3 separate regions of the Homo sapiens genome follow, and regions 1 and 3 are each linked to region 2. Evidence: read pairs that join two places in POLR2A ChIA-PET (ENCODE). Cell type or tissue: CD4-positive, alpha-beta T cell. All regions are shown on one strand. Links, peaks and the distances in the headings refer to the core of each region. The heading gives the core; the rest is flanking DNA. Region 1 overlaps SH3PXD2A (SH3 and PX domains 2A). Region 2 holds the start of LOC124902496 (a long non-coding RNA gene). Region 3 overlaps WBP1L (WW domain binding protein 1 like).

The links. ChIA-PET counts read pairs that join two places held together with the same protein. Peaks named below come from ENCODE experiments on the same cell type or tissue, not always from the same donor. Only the 100,000 strongest peaks of a DNase experiment are listed, where the experiment ranks them.
Region 1: POLR2A ChIA-PET joins it to region 2 with 5 read pairs; 1 of 35 experiments calls an interaction of 5 or more read pairs at or near these places.
Region 3: POLR2A ChIA-PET joins it to region 2 with 6 read pairs; 1 of 35 experiments calls an interaction of 5 or more read pairs at or near these places.

The regions. Positions count from the first base shown.
Region 1 is chr10:103,794,534-103,804,465 of GRCh38, forward strand. It overlaps SH3PXD2A (SH3 and PX domains 2A), which reads right to left. Exons shown (of 15, transcript NM_001394015.1): 2 at 6,749-6,829. Among named protein-coding and RNA genes, the nearest start is that of SH3PXD2A-AS1, 53 kb to the left of the region's middle. RefSeq lists enhancers at 5,738-6,239, 9,240-9,932 and a silencer at 6,469-6,548. In CD4-positive, alpha-beta T cell, for the core only: no CTCF peak of the experiment used is centred there; a DNase peak (open chromatin) is centred at 6,468; H3K27ac peaks cover 246 bases.
Region 2 is chr10:103,579,480-103,589,411 of GRCh38, forward strand. It overlaps NEURL1 (neuralized E3 ubiquitin protein ligase 1), which reads left to right. Exons shown (of 6, transcript NM_004210.5): 4 at 5,057-5,746. LOC124902496 (a long non-coding RNA gene) reads right to left here and starts at 4,264. Exons shown (of 3, transcript XR_007062277.1): 1 at 3,233-4,264; 2 at 2,960-3,105; 3 at 492-1,510. RefSeq lists a silencer at 4,935-4,994. In CD4-positive, alpha-beta T cell, for the core only: no CTCF peak of the experiment used is centred there; a DNase peak (open chromatin) is centred at 5,362; H3K4me3 peaks cover 1,384 bases; H3K27ac peaks cover 836 bases.
Region 3 is chr10:102,814,107-102,824,038 of GRCh38, forward strand. WBP1L (WW domain binding protein 1 like) reads left to right here. Exons shown (of 4, transcript NM_001083913.2): 4 at 1-2,156. Among named protein-coding and RNA genes, the nearest start is that of CYP17A1-AS1, 14 kb to the right of the region's middle. RefSeq lists an enhancer at 1,314-1,847. In CD4-positive, alpha-beta T cell, for the core only: no CTCF peak of the experiment used is centred there; a DNase peak (open chromatin) is centred at 5,085; H3K27ac peaks cover 390 bases.

The DNA of each region.
Region 1 (9,932 bases), core at 3,355-8,354, 220 kb after region 2:
TGCAAGGAAATAGACAAAGGCTGGAAACGTGGTCCAGCCACCCGTGAGAAAGCAACTGAAAAGGGCATCTGCCGCCCCTCCTCCCACCTCAACTGCACCTCCAAGCAACCCAGGCCCTTAATCACCAAATGGGCCTCGACGTTAGGCCCTGTCCTGGTCAGCTTTCCCTGGGACAGGTCCTTTTCCTGGTCAGATAGGGCTGAGTGGTGAGTTATTTTTAGAAGAAACCAATTTCCACTTGGAGACTAAGAGCCTCACCTCTTCCCTGTTCTTAACTTCACATCTGAAAGGCTCTTAGAAGCCCTCTCGGGAACCTGACCTGGTTTCCAGAAGAAGTGTTTGGAATAGCCGCTGAGCTGAAAAGCCCTAAGGATGGGCAAACTGTGCAGGAGAATAATCTCCCTCTTCTTGCCAGGGCCCTAGAAGATTTCAGGGGGCAACTCAGGAAGGGGCTGGGAGGTGACAGATCACTGTAGGGTGGCCAGAAAGCCAGCTCAAGCCTGTTGTGTGTTCAAAGTTGTCTAAGCTACCAGTCTAATAGAATTTTCTGTGATAATAGAAATGTTCCATATCTGCCCAATACACAACCACTAGCCACGGCCGCCACTGAGTACTTGTGATCTAGCAAGTGCAACCAAGGAACTGAACATTTACTTTTATTTCATTTAATTTTTAAAATTTAATTTCAAAAATTTTTAATTAACTTTAATTTAAATAGCCACATGTGGCTAGTGGCCACCGCGTTGGACAGTACAGCTTTAAAGCCTCCGTACCTGGGGGTTCTAAGTGGGCAGCCCCTGCGTGTGAGTCTGGGTCTGAAGGCTCGTGGCAGGAGATATGGGGAGAGAAGAAGGTCTGGAGAAGAGCAGAGGGTGTTATCCTGGTGCTCATGGATGGATTTCAGGCAGGGTATGGATAACCAAAAAGGTTACTAGAATTACAGGTGCACATTCATGCACTTGTCTGGGGAGAGAGTCTTTGGCTTTCATTAGAAGCATAAAAGAGTCTCTCATCTCAAAAGTAAAATAAGATAAAATAACTCACTGATGTGTCAGATAAAACTTACTTCTTCAGGAAGCCTGCCCTGATCCCAGAGTATAAGGTTTCCCTATAATATGTCTATGGCACCTTCCTTTGTTACATCTGGAATGGTGTAAAACAATATTGTTTGTCTTTGTTTTTTAACTAAAATCTGTCTTCCCTCACTAAGCTGTGAGACCCATAAAGGCAGGAACCAGATCTGCTTTGGATCATCAATGTGTCCCAGAGCTGGCACACCGCCTGGATGTACAAGGCAGACACTTAATATTGGAAGGATGGGAAGAAGGAAAGAAGGAAGGGAGGGAGAGAGGGAGAGAGGGAGGGAGGAAAAGGAAGGAAGGAAGGAAGGAAGGAAGGCAGGAAGGAAGGAAGGAAGGAAGGAAACCAGAGACATATTTTACCCTGATAAGAATTCTCAAAAAACAACCAAATCCCCCCAAACTAGAGTGTGGGTGTTTGGCTATGTCACCCTAGGCTGCTGTCACTAATTAAGACCATATGGGGGCCGGGTGTGGTGGCTGATGCCTGTAATCCCAACACTTTGGAAGACCGAGGCGGAAGGATACTTGAGCCCAGGAGTTTGAGACCAGCCTGGGCAACACAGTGGGACCCTGTCTCTACAAAAAATAAAAAAAAAAATTAGCTAGTCATAGTGGCATGCATCTGTGATCCCAGCTACTTGGGAGGCTCAGGCTGGAAGATCTCTTGAACCTGGGAGGCTGAGGCTTCAGTGAGCCATGATCACACCACTGCACTCCAGCCTGGGCGACACAGCGAGACCCTGTCTCTAAAAACTAAATAAATAAAAGTAAAAAAAAAAAAAAAGAGAGAGAGAGAGACCATATGGGCATCTTCTTTGTTCCCTCTCCCAAGAATGCTCTTTCCTTCCTCTTCATCTCATAGCATGTTGCTTGTACCTCAATCTAGTATTTAGTTCATCTACAGTGGACTTAACTGTTTCCAAGTTTGCCTTCCTCACGAGATGTAGACTCCTGGCAGGAAGAGACCTTGTCCTTCTCAAAAGTGTGTTCCTCAGCCTGCGCCACTTCTGCTCTGTACAAAAGCTGCTGCCTGGGGGGCCTCAGCACAGGCCCATCCACTCTTACCCGGAGCCAGCCTGGACTCTCATCTTTCTACTTCCACCCTCGCCTCTCACACTCAGCCAGGCTGGGGCTCCCAGATTTAACAAGTGAAAATACAGGATGCATAATTAAATTTGAATTTCAGATAAACGACAAATAACGTTTTTTAGTGTAAGTATATGCCATGAAATGTTTGGAACATCTTTTTTTTTTTTTTTTTTTTGAGATAGGGTGTTACTCTGTTGCCCAGGCTGGAGTGCAGTGGCGCAATCACAGCTCACTGCAGCCTGGACCTCCCCGGCCTCAAGCAATTATCCCGCCTCAGCCTCCTGAGTAGCTGGAACTACAGGCACATGCCACCACACTCGGCTAATTTTTTTTATTTTTTGTAGAGACGGGATCTTGCCGCATTGCCCAGGCTGGTCTTGAACTACTGAACTCCAGCAATCCTCCCATCTTGGCCTCTCAAGGTGCTGGGATTACAGGCATGAACCACCACGCCCAGTGCCCACACTTATTCTTAAAAAAGCATTTGCTGTTTATCTGAAATGTAAATTTAATTGGACATCTCATATTTATCTGGCAACCCTAATCCAAGACCTCACAGGTAGCAGGTAAGCTGTGAGAGAAGAAGGTGGGTGGTGGGATGGGAAGGGGACGCTGAGATAAATGGCTCTGCTCTGCACGGTCCTAAGGCTTCAGAAAGCGTGGAATGAGCAGTTACCAGGTGATCGGTGGCGGGGGGAGGTTCTCTCCATCTCTCCCAACCCTCTGACTTTCCCCATTTCCGGTGAACAGCTCCTCAATGCACCATCAGAGTTCTAAGTACCCTGTCCTTAATGCCATGAGTCACCCCAAAGGGACAAGGAACCTTCTCCAAGGACAAGCCTCAGGCTCTTGGCTCCCTCCTGCTTGCTGTTCTCAGGGCTGGTGTGTGCCTGAGACTGTTCATTTCCAAGGATCTACATGCAGGGCTTCACATGCAGGGCAGTTAGGTCCAGGCAGGAGCTTTGAAGATAATAACCAGAGAAATGTTCTGCTTCAGATCTTAGAATCTGGGAGGGGGTGGGGAGTGTGGGGGTGAGGGGGTGGGGAAGGGCTGTGCTGATGTGGAAGCTACTGTGGAGAGAAATGGAAAAACCAAAGAGTGTGGGGTTTCTGTTCAGATGACAGAGCACCCTTCAAGTGCTTCCTGGCCTCATGGCTGCAGAGTGTGAAGGGCAGGGTGCAAGTGTCCATCTCCCTGTGTGCTCCCAGAGGGAGAAACAGAGGGTCCATGTGCTGTTCCGAATGAAACTGGATCTGTATGGCCCTCAACTCATGACCAGAGAGGGTCAGCGACCGCTTGGGATCGCTTTGCACGTGGTTCCCGGGCTGTGTGACACAGGTGGGAACCCGAGGCCGCCTCGTGGGTGCCTGGCCTTCGGGAACAAAGGAAAACATCTGAAGAGGGAGACATAAGGGAGGGGAAGTACGGGGAGACCCACGCTGGGGTGCAGGGAACCAACTTGTACAGGGGGGAACCAAGGGTCTATCAAAGGGGTCAAAGGGGTGTCCAGGCCTCCTGTTGTTATCTGAATAGACCCCCAAGTGCTGCCCAAGTAGTACCGGGTGTGAATGTATGCTTCACGACCTAAACTGGTTTAGCTCAGCAGTTCTTTTTGTTTTTTTGAGACAGGGTCTCACTCTGTCACCCAGGCTGGAGTGCAGTGGTGCAATCATAGCTCACTGCAGCCACGACCTGCTAGGCTCAAGTGATCGTCCCACCTCAGCCTCCTGAATAGCTGGAACTACAGGCACACCATCGCACCTCGCTAGTTCTTCACTGGGGGTCCACAGGGGGTCTGTGAACACTTGCCACTGCAAGTAAAATTGTATGTATCCACTCTTTTCCTGGGGAGAGGGCTTCCATCAGATTCACAGAGGGGTCTGTGGCCCCCAGGAGGCTTAGAACCACGAGTTGGTGAAACCCGGGGAGCAGCTCCTTGGAGGTGGGCCTGGTGAGCCTGGGACTCTCAGAGTCAGCCAAAAAGGAAAGGAGCAAAACATTTCTGAGAGCTGCCCCTGGGCCACACCCCAGCTCCCAGCGGGCTCCCACCCTGCCCCAGAGGACAGCTTCAGAGAGGAGCCTGAGGCCTACCTGGCTCTGAATACGCCGGCAGGGACTGGGCACAGGGAGCTCACCACAGAGTGACGCCAAGTGAGGGAAGCCACAAAGCAACATCAGTGAGTGGGTCTCCAGCCCCTAGACGCCCCCCAGCCATGCAGCCCAACATCCCTGCAACCTGCTAACACCAGGCAACTCACTAGGCAACTAAGTGTTGGGAGAAACGTGGATTCACTCATTCATTCCTCCTAACAACCCTACCGGGCAGGCAATTTGAACCTTCACACTACAGATGAGAAAAGCAAGCCTAGAGAAGTGAAGGAGCCTGTCCGGAGTTACGTGGTGACAGCCAGTAACCGGTCCCAGGGAATGTGCCCCCAGTGCCTAAACTCTAAGCTGCTCTCTTACACAATCTCTCAGGGACATGAGTTCTGAGGTGCACCAATGACCAGAGATGGAGTTAGCAACTCCCTTTGTTCTTCCTCTATAGGATCCGCCATACCAAAATCAGCGACCTGATAAATAAGCAAGGCTTTTCAAAATGAACGCCACTAAAACTCATCATGGCAGGTAAAATGGGTTCGTAAAGATGCTATGCTTGGCTCATAAGTTAATTTCCAAAGAACGATTCCAACCCCTTCCCAAACTGCATCTACAGGTCAGCAATGACCCACGTGGACAAGCCTGGCCAAGCTCATGGCCATTGCCAAGCTAGGGCCAGCACACTGCACTAGCTGCTCCCTGCTTGCGTATCCCCTTTCCACACACAGGGAATGAGCCCTCCAGGCAAGGGAGGTGGTGGTGGGGGAGCAGCATTCCTTTCTCCTGAGATTCTGCAATGCAGGAGTGGGTGGGGGACCATAAGGGAAGAGGGGGAAGAAAAGTTCTGATTTGGAAGTTTCCACTGGCTTTCAGGCCCCCTCCAGCTCATCAATGAGTCCTTTCAGGGTTCCCTCTCCCCAACTGAGTTATCACTTCCTGTCCAGCACACTGCACCCATTGATGGGGTATCAGCAAACCCCACCAGATTACACTGGAATTAAGGAGACTGGACATGAATTGAGGAGGGAAGAGGAAGAAGGCTGGAGAGTAGGGAGTGGCTTTCAATCCCATATTCAATGGGATATTCAATCCCACATTGTTGGATTAAGAAAGGATTTGTAATACAGGAAGCTAGGTCACCCTTGGCTTGTCTCATAGGTAGGGCAATGAGGACAATGAGATAGAATTAGGTATTGGGGGCAAGCACACGGTACCCAAGATGACCTCTCCAAGATGACTGACAACCAAAGGCCTGCCAAGAAAGGAGTGGACCCTGGCTGTGAGGGTAGAAGTGAGTGTCTCTTTGTGTTTTTATTGGCCTAAACCAGGCTCACAACCCCGAGAGGAATCTAGAACATCTTGGCTCTACCTGAAAGGGCTGCTGCTCAACTCACACTGATTCTCCCTTCTCTAGTACTTGCCTGTGATCCGCAGAGGTGGGCTCCCTAGTGGCCATGTCTGTGCTAAAAGACCCTCAACTCCCAGCCATACTGATTGGTCCAGAGAGGGCATCTGACCCAAGCCAGACCAATCAAAATCGTCCCTGGGATTTTTCAACTTGGAACTGGGAGTCAATTTCCCCTCTGTTGGGAGCCAAAAGATATAAAATTCTAGAGCTGCTGACAGCCATATTCCTCAGGGTGTGAGGTAACAGAAGCTGAGGGCAGTGCCAGAGGGAAGCAGAGACAAGACAGAGGGAGAGCAGATCCTGGTTTCAGGCATTCCTGAAGCCTCTGCCTCACTGCCCTTCTCACCATGTGGTCGGCTGCACAAGCTTCCCTGGTCCCTCCTTCCAATCACATCTCCTTTGTGTCTAAGCCAGTGCAATTGTAAAACTATCACTTGCAACCCAAAGAGGCCTGACTAACTTAGCTGGCATCAAGGGGGGTGTCTGCAGGGGTAGCTGTGGGACCCATACTACCATTCCCTTGTGAACATGCCTTTGTGTCTTAGAGACACACACCTACCACGTACATGTACAAACTGGGTGGCAAGTGCCTCATTCGGTCAGACAGACACCGTGGTATGTATGCCTAGTTTGTGCCTGTAGTTGAAAAAATTGCTTATTTTCTGTTTCGGTCTTCCCTGAGTGTTTGCTTTTCTTTGCCTGCAATGATGCAGTGGCTTCTGTCTCACCCTGGATGTTTATAGACACACGTCTGGTCAGGCACACAGCACCTCCCACCATCCTCCCGCCTCTTCACCACAGTTTCCTACCCTGCAGGCAAGGGAGGGTGACAAAGCGTTACTGTTAAGACCATCAGAGGAGGCCAACAAAGTCCTGAGTGTCTGCCTGCAGTATGCAAGATTGAGACGAGCCCAGCTCCACCTTCCAGCTTCCCTCCTCTGTCCCTCTGCTCCCACCTGGACTCTGACCCTGACAGCTCTCTTGGGGGCTCCCTGGATAAGCGAGGGTATGAGAGAGGCCAGCCCACCAGAGAGACTTGGGCCACTGTCCGAGCTCTGACAAACTCACCTGCAGGTCAAAGAACTTGCTGTACCTCCGGTAGATAGTCTGGGAGGTGGAGTCAGACCAGGTCACATTGATTATGTATACCTGTGGGAAAAAGGTAAGAGCAGGTGAGCAAGGCTGGATTTCAAGCTGTCTGTGCCAGGCATCATGTAACATGACTGCAGGTGTTCCATATGGCAGGACCACTCTTTTACTCATCTCATCTGTCCCTAGGGGCTAGCACAGTATCAGCTACCATGTAGATGCTACAATATATGTCTAAATACACACACACACACACACACACACATACCCCTAGAGGGATATTTCATCAAATGCCAACAATGATTATCTTAGGAAAGTAGGATCAGAATGAGTGGTTTTAATTTCCTTCTTTTTATTTGTATATATTTCATACAATAAACATAAAATTGAGGTCACTACATTTTTGTTTGTTTGTTTTTGAGACAGAGTCTCATTCTGTTGTCCAGGCTAGAGTGCAGTGGTGTGATCTCGGTTTACCGCAACCTCTGCCTCCCTGGTTCAAGCAATTCTCCTGGCTCAGCCTCCCGAGTAGCTGGGAATACAGGTGCCTGCCACCATGCCTGGCTAATTTTGGTATTTTTAGTAGAGACGGGGTTTCGCCATGTTGGCCAGGCTGGTCTCGAACTCCTGACCTCAGATGATCCACCTGCCTTGGCCTTCCAAAGTGCTGGGATTACAGGCATGAGCCACCACGCCTGGCCTTTTTAGATAGCTAATTTCCACTGGTTCACAAACTTTAGAGTGAATGAGACTCTATAAGAGGCCCTCCGAAATTGCAGGTGGACCCCGCTCTCTGAAATTCTGCAGACCTGGGTTTTGAGGGCTCGGATGTTTACACTTTTAACAAACCCCAGCTTGTTTTGCTACTGTGGATCCTCAGAACTCACTCTGAAATGCCTTTCAGGAGACCAGAAGTGCTCAGAGATGTGTGATTCATCTCAGCATCCCTGTCTTTGCTCAGTGCCTGGCACAGAGCAGGTGCTCAGAAAACACTTTGCTATGTTGAACAAACACACTGGTCTTCTGGATGAGAAACGGATTTGAAGAAGAGGCGTTAGCACGTGGGAGACTGGAAAAACTTTTCTCTTTGGGAGCCTCACAATGAAGGCATTTCAGGGCCAGGCTGTCACCCCGGTTCCCAAGTCTCCATCAGGCTCTGCCAGAGCTCATGCCACTCTGGAAGGCTGAATTGACTTAGGAATCCTTGGAGAAGGAGAGAAAGCCCCCAGTCCACACAATCTGGCCTGCTCTTCCCACTATTTCTGTCCTTCCTGGGAAAGGCCTGAGTTAGAGGAATGGGTGCCCTCCCACAGCCTCAGGGCTTTTCTGTTGAACTTCTCCCTGGGAAGGACACCTGCAGGGGTGTCTCCAGGAGGACAGTTAAGGGAGGGCACTGATAAGACACAGGTAAGACCTCTGCCCCCTTTCCTCCCTCAGGAGAGAGGCAATGGCTGTAGGTCCTCAATGGTGGTTCCCAGGCCAGGGTGCCCTTTAGGATCACCTGGGGCCGGGGGCAGGCTTCATAAAAATTCAGATTCCGGGGTCTCTGCCTAGTCACTGTGTCCTGTAGGTCTGTAGGGGTGGGGCTGGGGGGACTCTACCCTAAGAATAAAATAGCCAGTGAGGCCAGGGATCTGGGCCAAGATGAGGAGGAACGTTAGCAAAGAGAAGTGGCATTTAGACACCTTGCCATCAGACTGGCCCACCTCCCAGGTGCCTGGAACAGGGTTTGCCACAGGCGTGGTGAGGCTTTGTGCTTGGCTGCTCCGGTGATACACAGGAAAATGAGCTGAATCCAGTCTCTTCTCCCTTCCTATCTCTATGACACAGAGGCAGACTCATGCCATGGCGAGTTTTTTCTGAAACGCAACCAAGGAGAGGGCCATAAAGCCAAAGCAAACAGGTCTGAGTGCTGCCACCCAGAGATGGGGCATTTATGACATGTGGCCCTGATACAGAACATAAGGTAAAAGGCCACCCCTATCTTCATCAGCTCAAAATAGACTATTGGCTATTATTATAATAAATGGGGGTATGCTTTGCTTTACATCATATGTAAATAGGTATCACATGATACATTGTAAAACCATTTTGATAACTTAATGTTACCTAATGTTTAAGCAACTAAATGTAACTAGTTACCAGTACAGCATAAAGCATGTATATGCATTAGCTCATTTAATCTTCAGCCCAATAAGGTAGCTACCACTGTTATTCCCATATTGTACAAGAAGAAGGTGAGGCTCAGAGAAGCTAAGTAACTTGCCTGAAGTTACACAGCTAATAAATTACAGAGCAAAAGATTTGAACCCAGGTCTAGCTGAGTTCTAATACCTATGCTCTTAACTGAACTGGACTATCTCCCTGTACATAAATTTATCTAAACTGAACTACTTTGATCAGGACTGAATGACATTGTCTACCAAAAAGTATCTGAAACAAGTCTCAATCAGTTTAGAAAGTGTATTTTGCCAAGGTGAAGGACACACCTGCGACACAGCTTCGGGAGGTCCTGATGACATGTGCCCAAGGTGGATGGGGTACAGCCTGCGTTATACATTTTAGGGAAATACAATACATCAATCAATACATATAAGATTTACATTGGTTCCATCTGGAAGGGTGAGACAACTCTAAGTCGGGGACGAGGGGCTTCCAGGTCATAGGTGGATTTAAACATACTCTGATTGGCAATTGGTTGAAAGAGTTACTACCATTAGAAAGGAGTGTCTGGATTAAGATAAGGGTTTGTGGAGATCAAGGTTTTATCATGCAAATGAAGCCTCCAGGCAGCAGGCTTCAGAGAGAACAGATTGTAAATGTTTCTTATCAGATCTTAGGTCTGCATTGATATTGATGCTGCAGGAGTATAATGAATCATGTCTGATCCCCACTTCCTGTCATGGCCTGAACCAGTCTTTCAGGTTCAATGTTAGGGTGCCCGGGCTGAGGAGGGAGTACATTCAGATGGTTGCAGGGGGCCTTCAAATTTTATTTTTGGTTGACATCATCTTTTTTTTTTTTTTTTTTTTTTTTTGAGACGGAGTCTGTCTCTGTCGACCAGGTTGGAGTGCAGTGGCGTGATCTCGGCTCATTGTGACCTCCGCCTCCCGGGTTCACGCCATTCTCCTGCCTCAGCCTCCCAAGTAGCTGGGACTGCAGG
Region 2 (9,932 bases), core at 2,381-7,380:
GGGAATAGGTAGCCTTGGGAGATGGTAAACTTCCTGACCCTAGGGCCATTCTAGCCTCTAGCTGAGAGATTGGCAGGGATAAATGGATTTCCTAGTACCTTAGTTCCTCGAAAGTCCTGTCTAATCCTAGATACTAAGACTCTGGTAACTGAATTGTATTCAAATATTTTCCTGACTTCGGGGCAGGCATGGTGGCTCACACCTGTAATCTCAGCACTTTGGGAGGCTGAGGCCAGCAGATCACTTGAGCTGAGGAGTTCGAAACCAGCCTGGGAAACCTAGTGAAACCCTGTCTCTACAAAAAATACAAAAATTAGCCAGGCGTGGTGGTGTGCACCTGTAGTCCCAGCCACTTTGGAGGCTGAGGCACAAGAATCGCTTGAACCTGGGAGGCAGAGGATGCAGTGAGTGAGCCTAGATCGTGCCACTGCACTCCAGCCTGGGGAACAGAGCGAGACCCCGTATCAAAAAATAATAATAATAAAAAAAACATGTCCTGCCTTTAAGCCTTGCCCCTTCCACTGACTCTTGGCTCCCAGGGCCCAGTTCCTGGCTCCTCCCTCTCCCAGACTCCCTGCCCAGGGCTGGGCACACAGTAGGTCAGTGAGTAGGGCCCCCAGCACCACCTAGAGGAGGGGAAACACATGGCCGGGACCTCCCTGCCCTGGCAGGGTCTGCTTATTTTTGCTCTGGCCCAGGGTGTTGGTAGAGCCACTGCCGGGCACCAGAACAGGCAAGAGCTGAAGACTGACAGGTTCTTTCCTGAATGATGGGACATGCAAGGGTAGTCAGCTTAGCGGCTTCTCCTCATGGCCTTGTGCCATCTCTGTTCCCATCATAAACACCTCCAAAGCAGGTGGGCACGTGTCCCGGCACCGATTATGTAACTTGTTGCTTCCGAATGTGGGGCCACCCCACTGCTTGGGGTGAGAGGTTGCCCATCTGGTTTTTCTAAGCCTTACCCATCAAGTGGTGCAGTCTTGGGCCGAGGTTGGTCCCATGGTGTTCTCCCATGGCTTGGGGCCCCAAACACTGCCCTGACCTCTAACTTGGTATCAGCTCACTCAACTGTGACCTTTGCCGTCCCTTCTGCGGAGGGTGTTCTAACCAGCTCCTGTGTCTCGAGTTTCATCTATTTCAGGGCTTCGACACAGCTGGGCTCACTGATGGGATGGTTATTTTGGAGCTGCTGGCTGCCTGCAGCTGCTCCTGACCCTGAGGGGTGGAGAGGGAGAGAAGACAGACTTGGGCTGGGCACTGGCCCTAGGGATTCGTTCCGTTTTTAGCTGTTTCCCAGCAGCTTTTGTCCCTCCCCTCCCAACTCTAGCAAGATTTCAAGCAAGGCTAAAGGGATCCTCTTCCTACCCCCTTCTCTTTGTACATCCTCCACTGTTTCTCCTTTCTTTCTTCTTTATCCTCTCACCTCTACATTTTAGCTGCTGCTTCTTGGTCTTTGGTGATTTCATTCAATGAGTATTTCCTGGGTACCCATCATGACTGATGTGAAATCCTGCATTAAGGTTCAAAAAGCCCATGGTCTGAGGACAGGTGTACCTGACTTTTAGTTGAGACTGTGCTCAAGCCAAGCAAATACTAATATCTGAAGTTATCGGGTAGCTTCTGGGTGCTGGGGGTGGTCCCACTTTACCTCGGATCTTTCCAACAACAACTCAGGGCAGGTATTATTACCCCTATTCTCTAGGTGAGAAATTTGAGGCTGGGAGGAAGGTTGCTTACCCAAAAGCCACCAGCCAAGTGCTGGATCAGACATTTAAACCTAGGCCTGATCCAGACCTGGATCACCCCAAAGCCCATGCACTTTCTTCTGAATCATGTGGCATTTCACATGCCAATAACAACGGCTTATATTAACCTAATGACTGTGCCAGGTCTCCTATTAGGTGCCCTGTGTACCTTACTCCTTTTCATCCTCACAGCGTCTCTTCTAAGGGGAGTATTAGATACAGATTTTATGTAAATCAGTAGATGCTGATTTCACTGCTGAAGAGGCCCCAAGAAGTTCAGCTATTTGTCCAGTCATATAGCCCTGTCATACAGGAAATGGCAGGGCCAGGATTTGAACCTAGACTGATGACTTCAAATTCATTGCACTTAACTGTGCTCCTGTCCTGCCTACTAGTATATGAATGTTGGTTACTGAAAAAAACCTAATGTACTTTTAGGTTGCATTATTAGAAGTATAGCATATATACCAAGGGAGGTGATGGCCACACTATGCCTTGAGCTGGTTGGTGCACATCTAGAGTACTGAGTCTGGTTTTGTTCATTATCTAAGAGGTGGGAAGGTGTGTGGGGACTCTGAGTATTCCCTGAGAATTGTCTTCAGTACTGGGCTGATAGGCAGCTCAGGAGGTAGTGGGTTAAATACAGGGAGGTAGATTTTGGTTTAAAAGAAGGAAATACTCTTTAAAGACAGATTAACTCCACAATGGAACAGGTTGCCTGGAAGTTAGTGAGCACCTGGTAGTGTGCATGTTTAAGTAGAAGGGGACTCCTGAAGGGGCAGAGAGACCAGGATAGCTTGCATCCAGCCCCATTAAGAGCTCTGTTCTGAGGGTCTGCCCAGCCCCAGGAGCTCTGGACTGATTGTCCTGAGGGGGTGGTGTGGGCCCTGTGACAGCTGTGTTCCTGGAGGCTCTGGCTGGACATCTCTGAGCGACCTGATTCCTCTTCTCCCTGCTGTTACTGCCCCTTCCCCTCTCTGTCTCCCACCCTCTGAAGTTCCCAAGGGTCAGTGCCTGGAATCCCAGAGGGGTGAGGGAGCAGGGACTGTTCCCCAGGGTCCAGGTCAGCCCACTGGCTTTCCCCCACTCTGCACCATTTGTCTCTCCTACCTCCCCCCTGCACAGGCCCTCCTGGCCTCTGCCTCTGCCTCTCTGCAGCCCCCCAGCCTCTATGCACCATCACTGTCACAGAGTCAATTCCCTGGAATAATCACATTTTCTGGCCGGCTCCCTCCTCCTCGCCAACACGATTCCAGGAAACCCCAATCAGCCAGGCCCCAGGAGGCTTCTCCAGAGCTTCAGGAGGCTTGGGGGGAAGGGCCCACACCCAGAGCTTTCTGGGGGCCAGACAACACAGTTCCTGGAAGGGGCAGTGAAAGGGTGAAAGAAAAGAGGGAGGTTTAGTGACCATGTCTACATTCAGTTGGAACTGAATTTTGGCCTCTGCTGTCCCTACCAGACCAATCCCCCAAGCTTTGCTGTCATACCTGAGAACCCCAGCCATCCTTAACCCAGTTCCTGAAGAGACAGCACAGATTCTCCCTTGGAGAGGTTCAGGGAGAAGGCCCAAAGGAAGGGATCGGTCCATGGTGCGGCTTACAGTGGCACCAGGCATATTTGGAGAGATTGACTCACGCAGAAAGGCTTCAATAAACAAGGAGAGTCTGGAAGTGAAGAATGCGGCATTAGGAGTTGGACAGACCTTTTTTTCAATCCTGGATCTGCCACATGGCGGCTGTCATAACGCCGCTGAGCTTTATCTGTAAAACGGGAACACTTCCACGGGCTGCCGTAAGGATGAATTGCAGGGGTAATTCATGGAACATGGTGATCACTTTTATTGAAAGTTATAGGACTCCATAAAGCAGAACATAACACAGCCATTAGAAGAATATGGTGTTGGAAACAGTTATTGGCACGGAGAGGTGTTCAGATGCTGGGGATAAGATGGAAGGAGCCCAGGAGTTAAATTTTTGAAAATTTTGAAAAAAGCTACCAGGGTTCTTAGCCTGGAGTCCTTGCCCATGAATGGCTTCATGTAGTTCATGAATGCCGAGAAATTATCTACAGAATTTAGTGAGAATGTTCATTTTTCTGGGGAAAAGGGTCAATGTCATCACATTTTCAAAGTGATGTAGTACATATAAAAGGTAAAAAACAAGTGATGTTTATATAGCATGACTCAATTTTTGCACTAAAAAAAGTAACCAGCTGGGTGTGGTGGCTCACACTTCTAATCGTAGCACTTTGGGAGACTGAGGCAGGAGGATCGCTTGAGCCTAGGAGTTGGAGACCAGATGGGCAACATGGCGAAATACCGTCTCTACCCCAAAAATACAAAAATTAGCTGGGCGCGGTGGTGCATCCCAGCTACTTGGGAGGCTGAGGTGAGGATGGCTTGAGCCTGGGAGGCGGAGGTTGCTGTAAGCTGAGATATCTCCACTGCACTCCAGCCTGGGCCACAGAGCAAGATCCTGTCTCAAAAAAAAAAAAAAAAAAAAAAAAAAAGCCAAACAAACAAAAAACCCAAAAATACAGCCTTTAAAAAGGCCAAAAGATCATACATCCAAATATTAAAAATGCTTTTCTCTGGGTGGTGGGCTTATAGGCGATTGTTTTTTCTTTTTGCTGAACTGAATTTTCTACAAAATACCGTTTTATATTTTGTATAACTTGTATGATTTAAAAAAGAACGATGAGTTTGATTCCCTGTTAAGCCACTTTCAAAAGGGTATCTTGGATAGATCTACTTCTCAGCCTGTGTCCTGACATGGCAATGGTAGCCTCAAAAGGTGATTGTTAAGGTTAGATGAGACAATGTACGCAAAGAGGGTGTCTGTGTGTTTGCTGGGGGGTGGTTGCTCCCTGGCTTTCCAGGATGTTAGGCCTTCGTCAGTGCACTCGACAGACGGTTACTGTTTGTCAACAGAATGCTTGGCGCTGTTCTAGCTGCTAGGGATAAGACGGAAGGAGCCCAGGAGTTAAATTTTTGAAAATTTTAAATTATGAGGAATACAAGTTTACTGTAGAAAATGAGGAAGTACACATATGCATATAGCAAGCACCTGTGAGCATTTGGAAGCATCCACATGGTTTCAGTTTCGGTGCTTCCCCCCACCTATTCCTCTGCTTAAACAGATGTCCTGCAAGAGTCGTTTCTTGACTGTGTTCGCTAATTTATGTCACAAGCATCGTGTGCGCCATTAGCCATCCGGGATTGTAACGGTGCGCGCGTAGGGACCGGACAGCGGGGCGCGCCGGGGCCGCCTCCCGAGAGCCCTGCGTGACACTGCCCCGTGTCTCCCGCGCAGATAGCGAGCTGGTGCTCCCGGACTGTCTGCGGCCGCGCTCCTTCACCGCCCTGCGGCGGCCGTCGCTGCGGCGCGAGGCGGACGACGCGCGCCTCTCGGTGAGCCTATGCGACCTCAACGTGCCGGGCGCGGACGGCGACGAGGCCGCGCCGGCCGCCGGCTGCCCCATCCCGCAGAACTCACTCAACTCGCAGCACAGCCGCGCGCTGCCGGCGCAGCTCGACGGCGACCTGCGTTTCCACGCCCTGCGCGCCGGCGCGCACGTCCGCATCCTCGACGAGCAGACGGTGGCGCGCGTGGAGCACGGGCGCGACGAGCGCGCGCTCGTCTTCACCAGCCGGCCCGTGCGCGTGGCCGAGACCATCTTCGTCAAGGTCACGCGCTCGGGTGGCGCGCGGCCCGGCGCGCTGTCGTTCGGCGTCACCACGTGCGACCCCGGCACGCTGCGGCCGGCCGACCTGCCTTTCAGCCCTGAGGCCCTGGTGGACCGCAAGGAATTCTGGGCCGTGTGCCGCGTGCCCGGGCCCCTGCACAGCGGCGACATCCTGGGCCTGGTGGTCAACGCCGACGGCGAGCTGCACCTCAGCCACAATGGCGCGGCCGCCGGCATGCAGCTGTGCGTGGACGCCTCGCAGCCGCTTTGGATGCTCTTCGGCCTGCACGGGACCATCACGCAGATCCGCATCCTCGGTGAGTGCCCGCAGCTGCGCCTGGGCGTATGCCTTTCCTGGAGGCGGGGACGATCCGGGTAGGAGACAAAGGGCGAGCTCCCCTTCCTCCAGGCTCATGATGGTGTTGCTAAGGAATCACAGACACCTAAGGTGAGTTCTGGGCGGGACTTGGTCATCTTGTCAGTGGCCCTTATATGTCACCTGGGAGACTCACCTGGGGGGTGAGGCGAGGGAAAGCGCGGATTATTGAGTTTGATGCCCAGAATCAGATCAACCCATAGTCTCACAGATACATAAACAGTCCAGAAGCACACAACCCACTGACCACTCAAAAATGAGAGGAAAAGGCCAGGTGCGGTGGCTCACGCCTGTAATCTCAGCATTTTGGGAGGCCGAGGCGGGCGAATCATGAGGTCAGGAGATCAAGACCATCCTGGCTAACACGGTGAAACCCCGTCTCTACTAAAAATACAAACAATTAGCGGGGCATGGTGGTGGGCGCCTGTAGTCCCAGCTACTCGGGAGGCTGAGGCAGGAGAATGGCTGAGCCCAGGAGGCGGAGCTTGCAGTGAGCCAAGATCGTGCCACTGCACTCCAGCCTGGGCGACAGAGTGAGACTCCGTCTCAAAAAAAAAAAAAAAAAAAGGTTTCCCCCAGCAGTTAACTTTTTGAGTCTCGGTTACCATTTCTCCAAAATGGAAATAAAGGTCCTCACCTTTAAGGAAGTTTGTGAGTCCAAATGAGAAAAAAAGGTTGGAATGTCAGTAGTCAGGTGGTGCAGGGTGGTGTCTGGTTGGGGGACTCGGGGGAATCCCTGAGCAGGCAGCCTTGGGGGAAGTGGGGCTGCAGAGTTCTGGGCCTGCCTTTTCTCGGGGGCACAGGGTTTGAAAGGACTGGGGGGATGTGCATTGAGTTAAGAAAAGAAGGGAGGAAGATTCTTTATTGGAAGACTTCTCAGAGCCTTTAATATGCACTTTGATTAAGGAGACGGTGATGGTGGTTTTGGTGTAGAGTTTTTCCATACTAATTTGACCGGAAATCTTTTCACAAAGTGTCTCCTGGTACCTTTGTACCCCAGAGTGAGCAGGTATTCATGCTTTCCAAGTGCCGGTCTTTGAACCAGCTCTGTGAGACTGAGCTGGTTTCGTTAGATTTACCTGGAGGACCTATTAAAGTGCAGATTCTTGGACCCCCCCTCCAGAGATTTTAATTCGGTAGACCTTGGACAGGTTCTGGACATCTGAATTGTTTTTCTTTAGTAAGTATGCTTACCCAAGTTTGGAGACCCCTGGGCCTCACAGCCCCTAGCCTAGACCTCAGCCCAGGAGGCTTGATAGATAAGATAATGTGTGTAGATGAGTGAGCATGAGGTAGTTACTCTATGAGATTGGCGTACTGTGTATAGGCACATGTGAGTAACTGAATACACATATGTTAATGCATGTAATGCTGTTGGCTTGTGAGAGCATGAGAAATCATATAAAAAACATTGGGGACTTCCACCTCTGCAAAGAGACCAAATGAAGATGGAGTGAAACATAAATAAAAAGGAAATGAAAAGCCTGGGTGCGGTGGCTCACATCTGTAATCCCAGCACTTAGAGAGGCCGAGGCAGATGTATTGCTTGAGGCCAGCAGTTCAAGACCAGCCTGGCCAATGTGGCAAATCCCCATTTCTACTAAAATACAAAAAAATTTAGCTGGGTGTGGTGGTGCACGCCTGTAAGCCCAGCTACTCGGGAGGTTGAGGCAGGAGAATCACTTGAACCTGGGAGGCAGAGGCTGCAGTGACCTGAGATAGTGGCACTGCATTCCAGCTTGGGCAACAGTGAGATTCCATCTCAAGAAAAGAAAGAGAGAGAGAGAAAGAAAGAGAAAGAGAAAAATCAAGCAAGCAGGCAAGATGAATCAGGCTTGGGTGAGAATTCAAGATGGAATAAAAAGAAATTAGGCTGGGATGCAAAAAAATAAAAAATAAAAAATAGTCAAGCTGATTTCATTGACCAGGATATACTACTCCTCAGGGCAAGGAAATTACATAAGAGTAAGGTACTTTCTTCCCTCAGCACCATCTAATAATAGCTAAGCAGCTTTCCAGTAAGGCTTCTGTTGCCCAAAGAGGTTTACTAGACTGGAGCAAAGGGGAGGCTTAAAAAAATCCAGATTTCTCTCTCCCAAGAGGAGGATAGGCCAAGGTGGGTGTTGAAGAAGAACCACCCAGAATTCAATATACATTCAACAAAGTGCTCCTGATCTGTTTGGAAAATTGGGCATCACAACCAGCAAATTGGTGTTTGAAGATCCTGACTGACTTCAAAAGAATAACTAACCAGTGGCAATGTATGAAGGGTCATTATTAACCTTATAGAGGAATGCTTGGCTTTGTGGCTAGCCTAAGTATACTAAAAATAGAAGGTTATTTCCTTCACTCATGTGTATCACAAAACATACAGCCAGTTCCATACTTATTGGTGAAACATCAGAAATATTCTCATGAAAGTCAGGAATATAATAGAGATGGCTTACAGATGTTGTTCTGAAAATTCTGGCCAATGCAACAAGGCAAGAAAAGTAAATAGGAGTTGTGAATTCCTGAAAGAAGGAGATGATAATTAACTTGGAAAAATATTAACACAGTAAGAGAAACCCTGTGGGCATCTATTGAATATTCTTAGAAATAATAACACAACTAAATGAATTAGAATAACTACAGATAAAAAAGATCTCATTGGGCACTTAGGTGTGTGCAGGGCATTATGTTAGGATTTGTAGGAGAGTCACAGGTGAATACTATTTCCTGTTCTAAGAAAGCTCATGGGCTGGGCGCGGCGGCTCACACCTGTAATCTCAGCACTTTGGGAGGCTGAGGCGGGTGGATCACAAGGTCAGGAGATCGAGACCACCCTGGTTAACATGATGAAACCCCGTTTCTACTAAAAATACAAAAAAAATTAGCTGGGCCTGGTGGCAGGCGCCTGTAGTCCCAGCTACTCAGGAGGCTGAGGTAGGAGAATGGTGTGAACCCGGGAGGTGGAGCTTGCAGTGAGCTGAGATTGCGCCACTGCACTCCAGCCTGGGCGACAGAGCAAGACTCCGTCTCAAAAAAAAAAAAAAAAGAAAGCTCATGGTTTCACTGGAGAAACAAAACTGGAGTCCTGGGCACAGAACAAATATTACCCCAGCCTTTGTGGTTGTGTAGTTGTATGTCTGTAGTGCATGTGTGTGTGTACTTGAGGGAGTAATGTGGTCTGGGGGTAGTCAGGGCGGCCCAGAGGAAGGAGTTTGAGGACAGCTGTCAGAGGCTCCCTGGACAGCCAGCTCTTTGAAGTCAGGGGCTGTCTCTAGCTTTCTGTCTGCACGGGGCCTGATGCCTGGTAGGTCCTTGGTAAGGATTTGTTGAAGGGAGGAGAGAAGGAAGGAGGGAAAGAGGGAGGCGAGGATTGTTAAAAAGGAGAGGAAGGCCGGGCGCAGCGGCTCACCCCAGCAATCCCAGCACTTTGGGAGCCGAGGCTGGCAGATCACGAGGTGAGGAGATGGAGACCATCTTGGCCAACATGGTGAAACCCCGTCTCTATTAAAAATATTAAAAAATTAGCTGGGTGTGGTGGCATGTGCCTATGATCCCAACTACTCAGGAGGCTGAGGCAGGAGAATCTCTTGAACCTGGGATGTGGAGATTGTAGTGAGCCGAGGTCGTGCCACTGCACTCCAGCCTGGCGACAGCGAGACTCCGTCTGAAAAAAAAAAAAAAAAAAAGGAGAGGAAGTGAGTGACGGAAGGAGGAAGGAGGGGAGGAGAGAATCTATGATCAGAACAAGGTGGGAAAAAGTGAAGGCACTGCAGAGGTGCCATGCAGAAAAGGTGGGTGATATCTGGGGACAGTGGTGAAGAGCTCAGGGCTCCGAACAGGAGGGTGAGGTTGCGGGGCAGGGGAGATGGTAATATACATGCTCCGGCCCAGGAAGCTTTGCAGAAAGCATACATGGGGAGGGGCGGAGGTAGGTGCCAGGCAGGGGCCTAGTTTGGAGCTGCTGTTTTAACAAGAAGAAAGCAGGATATGACCCTCCAGTTCATAGGTGAGAACAGAGGCCAGGCTGGGTGCTGTCTGGGGTCAAAGTCTTTAGCTGATTAGCTATACTCCACGGCGGTAATATCAAATGATCCCCGCGCCAGCCTGCAAAATCCCGCTCTTGGCCCTGTGGCTGG
Region 3 (9,932 bases), core at 2,953-7,952, 760 kb before region 2:
AGGCAAGAATTCTCTTCTGGAAAATGACGTTTGTGGCTCTTTCCCAAGTTGGCCTTCAAAGAGCCTGCCTGCTGTTGAGCCAGAAGATGTCTCGTGTGAAGGCTGGGGTGGCGGCTGTCTTGGAACCTCTGTGAGCAGGAGGCCCTAAGCCGCAGCAGTGGATAGAGGTGCAGCTCTCTGCCTCTCTGCCCTTTGGTCTGTGTTCACAGGTGACCCGTGTCAGCCTGCATCGCAAGCACACACCCTGCGGGCCTTCAAGTCTCACTGTTCCGTATGAGGAAACAGACAGCGGACTGAGGAAGCGATGGCCCCAGAGAAAGGGCCCCTGTAGCCTGGCTCTCACACAGTATTTTATCTTTGATTCTGAATAAATATTTTTTGTGGGGTTTTTTTTTTTTTTTTGGTGGCAGTTGTTTGTTTTAAACTGACCACTTGGAAGAAACACCTTGGTTATCTGTGGTTTTCATGCCTTGTCCCTGCCTCTACCCCCACCCCTTTTGAGTCGGGTGACTCATTTTTCTGTGTAGAGACTCGGTGGCCCAGGCAGGAGGTGAAAGCAGCCATCCGGAAGGCCCTGGGGACCCTTGTGCCTGTTGCTCGCCTTCAGGTCACCAGCTGAGCTGCGATAGGAAAATCTGAATGGAGGCAGCAAACAGCCAAAACAAACATTCCCCACCCGGCCCTGTGCATATGAAGTCTTTCTTCCCCCAACTCTTGAACGATGATGATATTCAGACGAAGCATTGATGTTATGGAAGAAAGAAAGAAACAAACAAAATATATATATATATGTCCAAAAACAGACAAATCCAAGGGTGTGAGGTAAACGAGTGTCTGCATTTAGATTCCACAAAACCAAAATCCATGTTGAACAAAGTTAAGTCCGTACACAGTGACTTTTTGGGTGAGCCGTGTGTGTCTGTCTGTTGTGTGTGTGCCTCAAGCCCTGTTTTCCTGTGAAGATACTTTGAGTGGCAGCCATTCTCTCCACGTGAACCACACGTCTGGAGCACAGACAGGCCTCTCAAGGTCATTGATCTTACGCATTTACTGTTTACCGAACAAATGTCTGACTGTGTACTCGGGTGTACTCCGCAGCATTGTCGACTGCAGTCCCCTGTGTTTGCCAGAGATACTGTGCTCGAAGTAGAGGTTTTACTCTACTCATCACTGCGATTTGCACATTGCTCCGTGGACACTCGGAGGCCTGCGTTCTGTTCCCTATAAATGGAAGCGTGCTCTGAGCCTGTCTGCCTCCCTCGGCTGCTGCTGGTCCTCAGTACCAGCGCCCGGGGGTGTCCACAACCACTTGGGACAGAAGAAGGTGGAATTTCAGACAGAAGCTTGACTGGGTCTTCAATGACAGGCTTGGACTAGCTGTGGCCCAGACATCGGCCCTGCCCAGAATTGCCAGGAGGAGGCTTTGCAGGCTCTAGAGGAGCCGCAGGGCCTGCCTGCCTCTGGTGAGTCCAACAGGCACAAGCAAGCTGGCGTGTGGCCAGAGGTAGCCGGAGTGTGTCACAGCCCCTCAGATGCCTTTCCTTCCACCTTTTTTTATTTTTTAAGAATCCCAAATAACTCACTGAAGTGTCTCAAAGGCGAACAAGTTTTACCAAAATGAATCCTTTTTCAGTTAACAGATCAAATGGATGAGTTCTGAGCCTCTCAAGTTCCTTTCCCCAGTTAGAGTGGGGAACTGGGCAAGTGTTAACTGTGGGACTCACTGCAGCGTCCTATCCTAAAGGCACGAGAAGACGGAAATGCAACCTGCGGAGCTGGGCTTGGTTCCCAGGTCACAGTTTGGCCCCCGCTACAGGATGCTGCCCTGCTCAGAGAGAGATTTAATAGGGAGCTGAAGGAATCGTTAGGGGGCCAGGGAGATGTGACTGAGGCTGGCTTTCCACGTGAATGAGACGGGGTCGGTGGAGGGTTTGGTGCTACAGCCAGTCAGAAGATTTGCAAATGCGAACACATTCCTGTGTGAGGCACGTTACCCTTTGTCAGTTATTGTGAATATGTGTATTTTAAGCAATAAGATTCAGCTGGTCAGACTTTTCTGGGCAGTCTCAGTGACGCATTTCCTGTGCTGTGATTGTTCTGAAGACAGAGTGGCTCTAACCACTGTGAGAAGCCCAAATAAAAATTGATCCCAAAAATGCTACTGCTCTTTCTTGCTGCACTTTGTTCCCTCTTCTTCTTCCTCAGTCTTCAGGAAATTGCACCTCAAGATCCTAAACCACAAGCACTTTTCTCCACACAGAGACTGAGAGGTTGTCACACAGTCATTGAGGATAGGGCCCTGGGCCAAAGAGAAACCACAGGGCCAAGGGCAGCTGGACAGTGCTGCTGGGTCCACACTCTGTTCTGAGGAGTCCTCCCCTCTCTCTGTCAGGGTGTGTTCCTGATGTTTGGAATACTTTGGAAAGTCCCACAAACAGGCTAAAATCAGATCCCGAGAAAGCAGAGACAAGTTTTGTCAGATACCCTGTTGCTAAAACATGGCTTTTTTTTGAGACACAGTCTCACTCTGCCGCCCAGGCTGGAGTGCAGTGGCGCGATCTTGTCTCACGCAGCCTCTGCCTCCCAGGTTCAAGTGATTCTCCTGCCTCAGCCTCCTGAGTAGCTGGGATTACAGGTGCCTACCACCACGCCCGGCTCATTTTTGTATTTTTAGTAGAGACGAGGTTTCACCATGTTGGCCAGGCTGGTCTCAAATCTCCTGACCTCAGGTGATCCGCCTGCCTTGAGCTCCCAAAGTGCTGGGATAACAGGCCAGCCACCCTGGCCTGGGACTATAGGCATGAGCCACTGTGCCCAGCTATTTTTTTATTTTTATTTTTTAAATAACAGAGATGGGCTGGGCGAGGTGGCTCACGCCTGTAATCCCAGCATTTTGGGAGGCCAAGCTAGGCAGATCACTTGAGCTCAGGAGTTTGAGACCAGTCTGGGTAACATGGCAAAACACCATCTCTACAAAAAATACAAAACTTGGCTGGGTGTGGTGCTGTGTGCCTGTGGTCCCAGCTATGTGGGAGGCTGAGGTGGGAGGATGGCTTGAGCCCAGGAAGTGGAGGCTGTAGTGAGCTGAGATCACACCACTGCACTCCAGCCTGGGCAACAGAGCGAGACCCTGTATCAAAAAAAAAAAAAAAAAAAAAGAAAAAAACTATATGTATGTATATATATATATATATAGAGAGAGAGAGATAGGGTCTGACTGTGTTGCCCAGGCTGGGCTCAAGTGATCCTATAGAGTCTAACTATGTTGCCCAGGCTGGGCTCAAGTGATCGTACTGGCTTGGTTTCCCAAAGTGCTGGGATTACAGGTGTAAGTCACTGTGCCCGGCCAAAACATGGCATTTAAAAGAAAGCAAGCACTCTGAGAGATCTTTTTTGTTGATATGATAGACATGGGGGTATATGCTTGGCCTTGGAATTTAACACACAGTATAATGTATCGAGTTGCCCACTTTCTGCCCAGCACTGTGTCAGAGGCTCAGGATAATGTCAAAGACATAGAAGATGAGGCCTCTGCCCTCCAGAACTTACAGTCAGAAAGACAAAACATGGCCGAGCATGGTGGCTCATGCCTGTAATCCCAGCACTTTGGGAGGCTGAGGCGGGTGGATTACCTGAGGTTAGGAGTTCGAGACCAGCCTGACCAACATGGAGAAACCCCGTCTCTACTAAAAATATTAAAAAATTAGCCAGGTGTGGTGGCATGCGACTGTAATCCCAGCTACTTGGGAGCCTGAGGCAGGAGAATCGCTTTAACTCGGGAAGTGGAGGTTGTGGTGAGCTGAGATCGCACCATTGCGCTCCAGCCTGGACAACAAGAGCGAAACTCCATCTCAAAAAAAAAAAAAAAAAAACATACTTGTGTGAAATAGTTAATTAACAATATAAGTTAAGTTTGAGGTGAAGTGAATGGTACAGATTTGGAGCTTTTCAGGGAATAGTGGGAGGTAGTTTGAGGTCTTGAATGCCAAGCAAGAGGTCTCGGAGCTGATTTTAGGTAGTGAGGAAGCCACCAGTGTGCCAGAATCTGTCATTGTGGGCCAATGATTCTTTCCTAATACAAGGAGAGTTCCTTTGTTCATTTTACCATCTGCTTAAGACTGACCTCTTAGGTGTAAGTGCTTTTTTTTTTTTTTTTTGAGATGGAGTCTCGCTCTGTCGCCCAGGCTGGAGTGCAGTCGTGCCATTTTTGCTCAGTGCAACCTCCACCTCCTGGGTTCAAGTAATTCTCCTGCCTCAGCCTCCCAAGTAGCTGGGATTACAGGTGCCTGCCATGACGCCCAGCTTATTTTTGTATTTTTAGTAAGGATGGGGTTTCACCATGTTGCCCAGACTGGTCTCGAACTCCTGGCCTCAAGTGATCCACCTGCCTCAGCCTCCCAAAGTCCTGGGATTACAGGCGTGAACCACTGTGCCTGGCCAGGTATAAGTCCTTGTTTGAAGAACAGCTTGCTACTTCTCTGCCCAGGGAGGACACCCCTACCCAGCAAGACTGCAGATGGGCAAAGCAAGGTAGTACACATCCTAGGAACCCTCCAGGAAGGGGTTCCTGCCTCCATAAGTGGAGTGCTCACTGGTGGGCTGGCACCCAGGGGGTGCTGGCAAGTGAGTGTTGTCCTCCCTAGGCCCTGGCTTGCCCAGCAGTCAGCGCTGTTTTTTCTGAAGGCCAGTTTTAGCCAGACATGCCGCCACCCCTGTCTTTGACCCTCTGGCAGAGGACATTCCTGGCCTCTCGGTGACACTAGTGGAGTGGTTGCTGACTTGTTCTTTCTAAACTGTTGGGTTCCTTCAGGCAACCCCAGTAGGGCCATGCTAGCATCTAGAGACAGTTCTGTTCTAAAACCACGGGAAAGAACTGGGAGTATATCATTCTTGCCTTTGAGCTAATATCTGAGTGGCACAAAAACAAAATGGTGTAACTCTTAGGGGCTGGTTGCCAGAGGCTGTGCATGTACCCTGGGTGCCCAGGTCTAGAGGGGACACCATGCCATTGAACCCCAGGCTGGTGGGTCACTGAGTTCCTCATTTCTGTAATGAAGTATGACGTTGTTTGTCTCTGTTGCCCCATGTGACCAAGTGCAGATGGCGACAGTACCAACGCCCAGAACTGCAAAACAGAGTACTTTTGGTGAACAAGAATTTCAAGAAACTCCACATTCTTCAGTTTCCTGTTTTCAGCCAGGGGCGAAAACCGGGGTTTGACTCGGAAAAGGAGGGAGAAGTGGGTTTGGTTGGTAGCTTCTTGCTGAACCTGCTGGGAAGGGTTGTGGGTCTTGGGAGGATTTGGGTTCTGGCCTGGGGGCAAGTGTGGCCTCACTGAAGAGCTGAGCCTTTACTGAGCACCTAGCAGGTGCCAAGGCATGAGAATTCAAAGATGCCTTAGGACTGGCTCCTTTCCTTTTTTTGAGACAGAGTCTTGCTCTGGAGTGCAGTGGTGCGATCTCGGCTCACTATAACCTCCGCCTCCCAGGTTCAAGCGATTCTCCTGTCTTAGCCTCCTGAGTAACTGGGATTACAGATGTGCACCACGACGCCTGGCTAATTTTTGTATTTGGGGTAGAGACGGGGTTTCACCATGTTGGCCAGGCTGGTCTCAAACTCCTGACCTCAAGTGATCTGCCTGTCTCAGCCTCCCAAAGTGCTGGGATTACAGGTGTGGAGCCACCACGCCTGGCCCTGGCTCCTCTTTAGAAGAGCTAATGGTATTCTCGAGAGGAAGGCAGGCACATCGGCAGTTTTAGTACCACATGGAAAGCACCACGAAGCATGTGTGCACAGAGGAGAATCTAGCCAAACTAGGGGATTAAGGCAGGCTTCCTGGAGGAGATACCTCTAAATTGAGTTTATCAGGTGAAGAAAGGTGCAAGGGAATTCTAGGCAAATGTTTTTTCTGCAGACTATTGAGTGCTTACTATGTGCCTGGTGCTGAAAAGCACAAAAAAGCATGGGAGGCCTAGAATGGGAGACTCTGCATGGCATGTAGAAAGCTGCGAGCAATTTATCACTGCATTCTGGGAAGTAGCAAGAGATCAAACTGGAGAGAGAAGCAGGTTGTTTTATTTTATTTTATATTATTTATTTTAATTTTATTTTATTTTATTTTATTTTATTTTATTTTATTTTATTTTAATTTTTTGAGAGGGGGTCTTGCTCTGTCACCCAGGCTGGAGTGCAGTGGTGCAATCTTGGCTTACGGCAACCTCCGCCCCCCGGGTTGAAGTGATTCTCCTGCCTTAGCCTCCTGAGTAGCTGGAATTATAGGCGCACACCACCATGCCTGGCTAATTTTCATATTTTTAGTAGAGATGGGGTTTTGCTATGTTGCCCAGGCTGGTCTCAAACTCCTGAGCTCAAATGATCCTTCTGCCTCAGCCTCCCGAAGTGCTGGGATTACAAGCGTGAGCCACTGCACCTAGCAAAATATTTTAATTTAATTTGTCTTTATTGTTTTGTTGGTTGACGGTTTCCACAATGCCAGTCTTGTGTGAGCATCTTAGCTACATTTAAAAAAAAAAATTAGCCTCAGGCCGGGCACGGTGGCTCACACCTGTAATCCTAGCACTTTGGGAGGCCGAGGTGGGCGGATCACCTGAGGTCGGGAGTTCGAGACCAGCCTGACCAACACAGAGAAACCCCGTCTCTACTAAAAATACGAAATTAGCCAGGTGTGGTGGTGCATGCCTGTAGTCCCAGCTACTCAGGAGGCTGAGGCAGGAGAATCGCTTGAACCCGGGGGGCTCAGGTTGCAGTGAGCCGAGATCACGCCATTGTACTCCAGCCTGGGTAACAAGAGCGAAACTCCATCTCAAAAAAATAAAAAAATGTAGCCTCAAAACAGGTCTCTGAGGTATATAGGCTGCAATTATTCCTGCTTTATTAATGGGATTGTGGCATCCAGAGGACTTAACTAACTTTATAAGATCACATAGCTAATAAGTGGCAGAGCTAGGATTTGAAGCCAGGTCTAATGGCTCCAAGGCCAATGTAATAACCAGAAGGCAGGACAGTGAAGAGCTGTAATGTAGGTACTCACAAGCCACCTGAAGAACTTGTGACTTCTTCCTCTCTCTCTTCTCTTCTCTTTTGGCCCAGGCTGGAGTGCAGTGGCACAATCTCAGCTCACTGCAGCCTCAACTTCCCAGGCTCAAGTGATCTTCCCACTTCATCCTCCCCAAGCAGGTGAGACTACAGGCGCACACCGTCATGCCCAGCTAATTTCTGTATTTTTTGTAGAGACAGGATTTTGCCATGTTGCCTAGGCTGCTCTTGAACTCCTGGGCTCAAGCGATCCACCTGCCTTGGCCTCCCAAAGTGCTGGGATTACAGGCATGAGCCTTGTAATTTCTTTTCAAAGGTGAGGGAGAACTAGAGAACAATATATTGAGCTAAGAGTAACATGGTGAAAGATGAAACAGACACCATTTCCTCAGGAGCTACCCTATCTCCTCTTGCTCCAGGGGGCAGACCCCCCCACACCCAGCCAGGCTTCACCTCCAAGAGCAATTCAGTGCTAAAATGGCGTCACCCCTGGGACAGGTGATGCTGCTTGCCACCAGTATTCGGACCAATGTCAACTTCCAGGGACGGTGTAACCCCTTGGAAACACTGTAAAATTCTCAGGAGTTACAGTTTGGATCTTCTTTGTCTCTTTTCCTTGAAAGAGTGTTTTTGTTCTTCCTCCAAGGTGATGAAAGTACAGCTTTCTGTGTTTGTGAGGGGAGAAGAGGATTTTTGTTTGACCTGAAATTTCTCCTCACTCTGTTTTGTTTGTTTTTGGCTTTTTTTTCTTCCTTTGAGATGGAGTTTTGCTCTTGTCGCCCAGGCTGGAGTGCAGTAGCGCAATCTTGGCTCACTGCAATCTCCGCCTCCCGGGTTCAAGTGATTCTCCTGTCTCAGCCTCTCAAGTAGCTGGGATTAACAAGCACCCACCAACACACCTGGCTAATTTTTTGTATTTTTAGTAGAGACGAGGTTTCGCCACGTTGGGCAGGCTGGTCTTGAACTCCTGACCTCAGGTGATCCGCCCGCCTCGGCCTCCCAAAGTGCTGAGATTACGGGCATGAGCCACCACACCTGGCCTCTCCTTACTCTGTTATAAGCCTGTTCCTCACCATAGCTTCAGATTCCCTTCATTTCATGTTTTTTCACCAAGAAGGCTCAAGAAACCCAATCCCACAGAAACTGTGACGGAACACCTGTGCTGGAGCCGTGAGTTTGTCTTTGGGTTCTCCACCCGCTGCCCGGCAGTCCATCAGCCCTGGCTCTGCGGGGACGGAGTGGGCAGGTGGCAGGCCAGGGGCTGTAGTGGGCCCTGCAGGGATGGAACGGGGAGGGTGGGTTCCCCAGGGTTCCATCCTGCGGAGGGACTCATCTGCACACACCCGCTCCCCCTCCTGACCAAACTGGTGGCTTTTGGGGAGGTTTGTATAAAACCCTGAGAAGGACTCATTTCGTGGGTTTGGATATAGACAACGACGAGAAACCCAATATTTATCAAGGCACTAAATGTATTTCATAGGTTCACATTTCATCCTCACAGTAACGCTATGACACAAACATCCCAGTTCCCTACCACCCGCCCCCGCCATATTACAGATGGGAAAACCAAGGCTTAAGGCCACCTAAGGTGTCCATGGCCACGCAGTCTGTAAATGACAACACTGGGAGGATTTGTCTCTGCAACCTGACTTCGAGTCATTTGCATTCCCGTCTGTGTGGGACTCTCCTGCCCACACACTCTTTTCTGCCTCTCATCCTCACCAGAGCCTCGGAAGATGGGCAGCGCAGGTGTTAGGTTCCCCCACATTATCCATGGGGAAATTGAGGCTCAGGAAGTTAGTGATGGGCCTAAGATCCAGGGTCAGGAAACGGGAGCTGGGGCAGAGCACCGGGGTGGTCTGGGTCCAATTTATCCGTTGCGCTTCCCACCCCACTGCACGGCCTCTGTGACTGGATCCCCACCCTCCAGAGAAGGGCGCTAACATCTACGAGTGTGACTGCAGAGAGGGCTCCTCATTTGCCTCAGGTTTTGTGGCCACCAGAGGCTGATAGAACATTCACTCACTCTCACCCTCCCACAATAGGGAAGGATTTCCCTCCTGTCAACAAGGAGACTCAGGGGAACTGCTTTTCTTTCTCTTTTTTCTTTTTTTTTTTTTTGAGACAAGTTCTTGCTATGTCACCCAGGCTGGAGCGCAGTGGCGCACTCACTGCCAGCCTTGACCTCCTGGGTTCAATGTGATCCTCCCACTTCAGCCTCCCAAGTAACTGGGACCAGCTGGGACCACAGGTATGTGCCACTACACCTGGCTAATTTTTTGTATTTTTTTGTAGTGATGGGGTTTTACCATGTTGCCCAGCTGGTCTGGAACTCCAGAGCTCAAGAGATCCACCCACCTTGACTTCCCAAAGTGGTGGGATTACAAAGTGCTGGTGTGGTGAGCCACTGTCCCCAGCCCAGGAACTCCTTTTCGTTTTTTGTTTGTCTGTTTTGAGACGGAGTCTTGTTCTGTCTCACAGGCTGGAGTGCAGTGGCACAATCTCGGCTCACTGCAACCTCCACCTAGTTCTAGTGATTCTCCTGCCTCAGCCTCCCGAGTAGCTGGGACTACAGGTGCACGCCACCACACCCCGCTAATTTTTGTATTTTTAGTAGAGACGGGGTTTCACCAAGTTGGCCAGGCTGGTCTCAAACTCCTGACCTCAGGTGATCCACCTGCCTCGGCCTCCCAAAGTGCTGAGATTACAGGCATGAGCCACTTCGCCCAGCCAGGAACTGCTTTTCTTTAAGACAAGCGTGGCCCATTTCTCCTGGGAGGGTTGGCTCTTAATAGCTCACTAGAACTGATTTTTAAATTTTCAGGAATTTTATGAGCTGTTTATATGAAACAGCCAATTTAAAAAACTTAAACCTA